Linked DNA regions of Homo sapiens: region 2 is linked to region 1. The links are chromatin contacts, found by Hi-C or POLR2A ChIA-PET in ENCODE. All regions are on one chromosome and are shown on one strand. Each heading gives the region's core, a stretch centred on a gene start or an enhancer-like site at or near the end of the contact. The rest is flanking DNA. Distances are from core to core; before and after follow the strand shown. Region 1 holds the start of LINC02397 (long intergenic non-protein coding RNA 2397). Region 2 holds the start of LINC02391 (long intergenic non-protein coding RNA 2391).

Region 1 (2,500 bases), core at 1-2,500:
TTTTTTCTCTGTATTCCAGACTCCTGGCATTTAATCTATTGGGTGGGAATAAATGACGTAAATTGTACTCATATTTGCAAAAAGCCCAAAAAAGATGTTAAGGCTGTTAACAACAGACGTCTACGCTACAGTTGAAATGGGCTAGGTGAATTGAGACAGAATTCTATGAACATTTTATGAAGCTTTCCTTAAATTTCTAATTGAAAATTGCTACTGTTTGTGTTACTGTTGATTCATTTCATTTAAGTCTTGGTCTTGTAGATTCTATTGATACCCCATTCTTGGGGATGAAAAACAATGTTAAATGCGCACATTTGTTAGGAAAATGGGCTGGGTGGGAGACGGAAGGCTTTGGCCGCCATCCTAGGGCATTCCTGTGCATTGCGATGGTCAGCATTTCTGTATCTAAACATCGAAAAAGTACAATAAAAATACAGTATTATAATCTGGGACCACTATCATACACGCAGTCTTTCTTGACCAAAACATCCTTATGCCGTGCGTGGCTGTGCTGAGAAGGAGGAGCACTCGTCCTCTCCAAGCACATCCAATTTGCCTCAGTCCTCATGACTCCCGCCCTGTTACCAGAACTGAGCTCATTTGTTATTGAAGTTGCTTTTCTTATACCCAGCCCAGTTTTCCATTGATGCTTCCGCTTATTCTATGTAGGTATTTTCATTTATCACACAATATCCCTAGTCTAAGACTTCATTTGAGGAAAGAAAAAAAAAAAAACCTCTGCTGCTAAAAATAATTTGAAAACTCCTAGACAATAGGACCTTTCAAATCCCTTACAATTCTAACAACCAGTGAATTCATGCTTCACAGCCATTCAGATCTATACGTATGAAATACAAGACATATGTGTTCAACTTTCCTTCATCGCCTCCTTTAAACTTTCTTTTTTCTTTTTTGAGTCAGTCCCTGCAGGAACAGACCAAGTGAGCCCATTAAGAGAACAGTTCATTCCCACCTGCTACCTCGAGCCAGCCAACAATCTCAGCCTCACCACTCCATTCTTGATTATGTAGAACCATTCCAATCCTGAGTGACAGGATTTGCAAAGACAGCTGTTGGGCTCCACAAACATTTGGAGGAGGGGAAAATGTGAGGTTGGTTGCTACATTCTCCTACTTCTTTTTACTGAAAGGAACAGCTGCGATCTTCACATGTAAGATGAAGTAAACAAAAGCTGACAATGCCCAGCACCATTCAGCAGTAAGCATTCAAATGGATTTTTCCTCACCGCGTTTGCAGGCCCGGCACAGTCTCAGTTCCCCACAGCACAGAGAGGAAGCAAGGTCTTTGCATGCCCTGTTCACTTGGCCAAACATTGCCCTAGATGTGCAATTCAACCCATATAAAGCAAGCGTAATTCAAGAGCCCTGACTCTTTCACCATTTCATGATGGCTTATTACTCGCACACGGCATTGTCAGGTTCCAGCAACTCTGTGTGCAGCAGGCAGAAATGCAGTGTTTATCTCTGACAGGCAAACATTCTTAGGCTCATCGGCATGAGTATCCACGCTGAACTGGCTATCGGGGAAGTAGATCCCTGCATGGGAAAGTCAAGGTATGTTTAGAGGGACTCGATGATTCAACCCCATTGGCTGGTTCATTCCTTTTGTTTCCTCTGCCTTTTTATTTGCTTACACAGAAAACAGAGCATTCATTTATTTCTTTTCCCTCTCTCATCTCTATTAACCACTAGGGCCATCTGCCCATCTGAAACTGTCTTTGGCTGCATGGTTGTGAATCCAGGTGACAGTGAAAATGAAGAAGTGGTGATTGTCCCTGCATGTTTTCTCTGAAGGGTTAACTAAAAAAAAAAAAAAAAAAAGCCTTTGTGTCTGTTTCGAGTTCTCCAGTTGAAATACTGTACTCATTGAACTGCAAGAAATAAAACCTGCAAGTAGGCACTGTGCTAATGTAATAGAAATGTGTTAGACAGGGGCACTATTTCTTAAATATGCTTGAATTAAGCAAGTTCTTTTAAAAAGTGGGTGGGACTTTTGATGTTTTACATAGTTATATTTTCAATTTCTTGTGCTCAGTTTAAAACTCAAGATTCTTTGTTTCTGTGTGTGTCATTAGGGCAGGTGTTGGATGACAAGTAAATGCACTGAAAAATGAAAAAAAAAGATTTGTGCCCTAACCTCCATGAATTTGGTGACTTAATATATCCATACAGATCTGACTTTTAATCAAAGGTGCTCACAGGTGGGGTAAGGGATAAGGAGGAATTTGTCTACAGGATCCTTTTATCCTAAGTTGCCTTACAACATCCAATTGTGTTACCGTTTTTTTTTTTTTTTTTACAAACCCATTGCTAGGCTAAGAAGTATTGATTCCATCTAGTTAAACATGTCGAGTGAGAGGAAGTGATCAATGGATTACTTCTTCAAAACATTTATCCCCCCTAGTGGAATCCTCTGATTTTTATAACATTAAAGAGCCAGGTATAGGAGTTGGGAGAAGAATTTAAAATTTGAAATGTCT
Region 2 (4,983 bases), core at 1,042-3,541, 100 kb before region 1:
TTTCAACAATTGACTTTCCAAATTATCTATACCTAAATAATCCCAGAAAAATTATTCAATTTCAGTTATTTCAATTCAGTAGTTTGTTAGGTAGCTGAATTCTTTTTCAGTTTATGGTTGTGGTTTGTGGGTCCAGCCTACAAGAGCTTAACTAAATCTCTAAAACTCCAACATGATTATATGAGTGTATATATACACACATAAATATATGAATATATGTAATTTATATGCATATGCACACACATATATCTGAAACTTGAAATATACCATTTTTGTTCTCTCACTGTCGAATTATGAAGCACAGATCTAATGGTCAGGCTTTTCACCCAGACTACTATAGCCAGCTGTCTTTAGGAGAGTGTGGCTGAGTCCTTGTTATGCAGACAAGAAAAGGAATATTTGAAAGTGCAATGGCCCTGCAAGTGCTCAGATATTCATTGCACACCATGATGATTACATCTGAGAATCTGTTCCTCCTTTATTCTATTTTTTCTTAAGAAATGGTCTTCTCTTTAGGAATGAATATGTGGAAGCAAAATGACTAGTTTATAACAGGCAGTACTCAAAAATGTTGTGAGTACAATGCAGAAACCTAACAGTGAAATTGCAAACTGAGAAAAGGAATCAAACAAGGGCAGAAAACAAGCGTTAAGGCTCGAGAATAAATTACGCATAGGACAAATTGGTACTCATTTTGAGAAGGAGAGGAGAGGTGAATTTAAACAGTCAAGTAATAAAAAGTCATTGTTCGGTAGAGGCTGTCTAGTGTAATGTTTAACAGCATGGACTGTATCCCAAGAATTGAGTCTGAAACCTGAATCTCCCACATACGAGTTCTGTGACATTGAGCCAGATCTTAAAGTCTCTAAATTTCTCTTTTGTTTTGTTTTGTTTTGCATGTAGGGAGAGGAGTATATACTTCCTAAGGTTGTGAAAAGGATGGTTCATAATAAAAGTATGTAGCGTTATTGAGTACATACTATGTGTAGGAATGTTACATGAATAAATTTATGAACCTTCATATTAACCCAATCTGGCAAGTACCTGCACTATTATCACTATTCCTATTTAGTATTTAAGAAAACTCAGGTTTGACTGGATTAGGTGACTTGTCCAAAGGGATACAGTTCAGATTTTTTTTGTTTTTGTTTTTGTTTTATGTAGCATAGAGACTTTTTTCAACTTTTAGATTCAGTGGGTATACATGCAGGTTTGTTACCTGGGTATATTTCATGATTAAAGCTGAGGTTTGAACATGGCAGAGTGATTCTAAAGCCCGTGGTTAAAGGACTATGCTGTCATATTGGCATGTAAAGTGCTTATCATAGCTTAGCATAGAGTAAGGCTTCCACATGCAAATCAAAAGAGAAACATTAAACATTAGCTGAAGAGGAAAACCAAATCACCCACCAGGAGGAAATTGACCTGGCCCTTTCTCCCAAGTGTATCACATGATATGATGTGTGCAGGTGTCAGATGATGCTGAGATGGCCGACAGAGCTCAATTCAGAAACAAGTGATGAGCTCCTTAACAAATTCCCTCAGGAGAGAACTGCCTCCCCTCCCCTTTCAAACGAGGCTGACCTTGAAGTTGTGCCTAAATTGCTCACCACAATCTCAGGCTCAACTTGCTAACTCATCTATCCAAAACACATGCATCCCCGACTTCTCCCTATTTCATGGGGTATCAAAAATAGAGACTTGAACCTCATAAAGTTAGTACAGGCCGGGGTGTTCACCATCTTCATAGCTGATTTACAGTTGCTTTATTAAACTGCCTCTGATCTGGTCAGCAGGCTATGAATGTGAACACCTAGTTAGAGCTGACCTTGAATCCCATTGGAACAGTAGACTTCTTTATTACATTTGAAAACCTAAAAATGTTCAAGGGGAGGTGGAAGGGAGGAGAGGCAGGCAGAGGGTGCTAGGTGCTTTGTTCAACCACCATGGTTCCCTCTGTCGAGATGGAAGATGGCTGTTGCTTAAAGCTTCTGCCCATCTTTGTCCTCTGGAAATATTTGTATTATACAAATCAAAGAATGGAACGCACCTGCCTCCTCCTCATTCTTCTCCCCTCCCCGACACTGGAATGAATGCATACTCTTCACACAGGACCCACAGGAAACCTGTTACCCCAAGTAACTGTTGCATTCTCATGTGTTCAGTCACAGGAAGAATTTCAGTTTCTCTCTTCCCCACGATTGGAGATGAGGCTGAGGTCACGGGAGAGAAAGAGCCCTGTCTTGTCTCCCAACAAGAGGGGTCTGTGCAGCTGCTGGGCCCACAGCAGACAGAAGGCACGCGGCAGCTGAGGCTCTTTAGAAGGCTTCCCACCCACTTCCTGAGTCTGGCTTTGATTTCTTAAAGGGCAGATGCACTTATTCCAGAGTCGCTCCCTGATTCAGCTGTCGGGGGGAGGGTGGAATAAAAAGCTAAAGCAACCATTTCCTTTTCTGTAGCTCCTTTGCTTTGTCTCAGATCCTCTTTTCTGAGTTATCTGCTACTAAGTCTGTCTCTCCTTCCGCTCAGAGCAGCAGTGGCTGAGTTTTGTCGAGTGCTAGATAATCACTGATCTTAATTATAAACAGCCTCAGCTCAGAGGAATGGTTTTGATAGGAAAGTCAACACCAGGACGCAAGATGGGTAGGTAGCAAAATGGAACCCAAGCCAGTTTTCCAATAAAAAACAGACAAAATATATTTATAAGTAAGATTCAATTCATCCTCCACGCAGTAGCAGCCTGGAGGCTCCTTGTGAACTGACCTCTGTCTACTGTCCCCTTTAAACTTTTTTTTTTTTGATACGGAGTCTCACTCTGTCGCCCAGGCTGAAGTGCAGTGGTACAATCTCGCCTCCCTACAACCTCCACTTCCTGGGGTCAAGCAATTCTCCCGCCTCGGCCTCCCGAGTAGCTGGGATTACAAGCACGCATCACCACGCCTGGCTAATTTTTTTTGTATTTTTAGTGGAGACGGGGTTTCGCCATGTTAGCCAGGCTGGTCTCGAACTCCTGACCTCAAGTGATCCGCCTGCCTCGGCCCCCCAAAGTGCTGGGATTACAGGCTTGAGCCACCATGCCTGGCCACCCCTTTAAATTTTATGCTTCAGTAATAGTGTTGATTTTACCTCCAAAATACAGAGCTGTTTCATGCTTCTGTGCCTTTGTGGACTCTTCCCTCTGCCAGAAATGCCTTCTTACTGTGTCTTCCTGGAAATATCTTATTTGACTTTTAAAAACTGGTGCAGACATCACCGCTTCATCTCCCTCCAGTGTTTTTCATTTAATTGGTCTGGGATGTGGCCTGAGCCCTGGGAGTTTTAAGTGCTCCCCAGGTGATTCTAATCTGCACCAGAGTTTGCCAATCACTGCTTAAGGCCAGCAGTTTTCAGACTTGAGCAGGCATCAGAAACAGCTGGAGGGCTTGTTAAGGCACAGATTGCAGGGTCCACCCCCTGAGTGTAGAATTCAGTAGCTCTGGAGAATTTGTATTTCTTTCTTATTTTGTTTTCTCTTTTGTTTTGTTTTGTTTTGTTTTGTTTTACTTTTATGTTTTTGGATCTTGTTGCATACCAAGTTTTTTTTGTTGTTGTTTTTTGTTTTTTAAGGGATTTGCTGATGTTTTTACTATTAGTATTCACATTATTTCCTTTTTTAAAAAAATTTATTTAAAACAGACAAAAATTTTATCTATTTATGGTGTACAACAATGTTTTAATATAGGTACACATTGTGGAATGGCTACATCAAGCTAACTAATATACGCATTACCTTACATGCATGTCATTTTATTTTATTTATTTATTTATTTATTTATTTATTTTTTGCAGTGAGAATTTGCCTTTCTAACAAGTTCCCAGATAAGGCTGATTCTGCTGGTCCTGGGATCAGGTTTTGAGAATCAATGCTCTATTCAAACTCGCTAGCTTGCACAGGTTCCTTACATTGCACTTGTCACCCTGCATTGTCATCCACTTATTTGCATGCCTATTTCTGTCTTTTGAAGGTAAGGACTTTAGCTTTTTTATCACATTACAGAGCACTGCACCTGGTGTATAGTAGATGCTCAACACATGATCACTTAATGAGTAAATATTCAGGGTCTAGTTGTCACAGAGAAAGAAAGTCATGTACAAAATTTATGTCAACTTTTAAACATAAATTATTTAATCCAATAAATATCCCATGCCTCTAAATTTAAATCTAGAAAGGAGTTCTCTAAGCCTCTATGAATGACATCTTGGATTTTGGTGACAGGATTGTGTTGGCAAAGTACTCCTCAGTACACGAGGATAAAAAGGCCCTGTGCAAAAGCAGATTGGATTACATTTACAACAACAACACCTCTTTTTAAACTGACATTTAATGATTATCTCTATCAATAAAGGCCTTTTAAGAGCTCTCCATAAAATGTTGTGAAAAATGAGAACATTTAAAATACAGACAAACAATGGGCCCCATTCATACAGCTTCTTCACATTATTTCTCCTGTATCATGGATCTCAACCAGGCTCACTCACCCTTCTCCAGTGAAGTTGGCACATGTTAACCATATTGATCGTCTGATTACAAATGTAGACTGTGGCAGGGAGTATTTACAAAAGGAACCCATTTGTCCCTGTTACTTGTATGTAGATATCGGACTTAATACACACTCAACTACAAAGCAATAGAACCAGGTAGTAAAATGTTACTCCCAAGGAGATTAGACTCCTATACAGAAAAATGATTTCATTGTTTCATATAACCATATAAAGTAAGTCCAAAGAGATGTTTTTAAAAGTTTCCTAATCCTTACTAATTTCTTAAATACCTACTCCTCAAGAAGAATAAATTCTCTCTCTATTCATTGATCCATAGAATATTTCTAAAAACCTAATAATGTGTTGGCATAGGTCTTTCTGAACCCAAAACCCAGACCTATGTCTTTCTGAACAAAATATGTGATATTGTGTGTGTGTGTGTGCGTGTTGCTTGCTGTCCAT

What was found. Hi-C counts contacts between places; a loop is a spot of excess contacts on that map. ChIA-PET counts read pairs that join two places held with the same protein, here RNA polymerase II (POLR2A). Pooled maps may share reads with other maps.
Region 2: a map of OCI-LY7 shows a loop between it and region 1 (7-fold over the local background). The contact joins the promoter of LINC02391 here to the promoter of LINC02397 in region 1. A Hi-C loop is called at or near these places in 5 of 168 maps with a recorded cell type or tissue (B cell, GM12878, OCI-LY7 and 1 more), 37 of 37 single-sample maps with no recorded cell type and 10 of 50 pooled maps. POLR2A ChIA-PET finds 5 or more read pairs at or near these places in 3 of 52 experiments (GM12878, OCI-LY7 and activated B cell).

What each region holds. Positions count from the first base shown.
Region 1 is chr12:92,465,429-92,467,928 of GRCh38, forward strand. It overlaps LINC02397 (long intergenic non-protein coding RNA 2397), which reads left to right and starts at 1,251. Exons shown (of 2, transcript NR_144532.1): 1 at 1,251-1,574. RefSeq lists a silencer at 885-1,179 and enhancers at 892-1,399, 1,156-1,305, 1,506-1,595, 2,376-2,435.
Region 2 is chr12:92,361,541-92,366,523 of GRCh38, forward strand. It overlaps LINC02391 (long intergenic non-protein coding RNA 2391), which reads right to left and starts at 2,292. Exons shown (of 5, transcript XR_007063404.1): 1 at 2,051-2,292. The region is part of intron 1 of LOC105369902 (a long non-coding RNA gene); the gene reads left to right. RefSeq lists enhancers at 1,275-1,364, 1,845-1,894.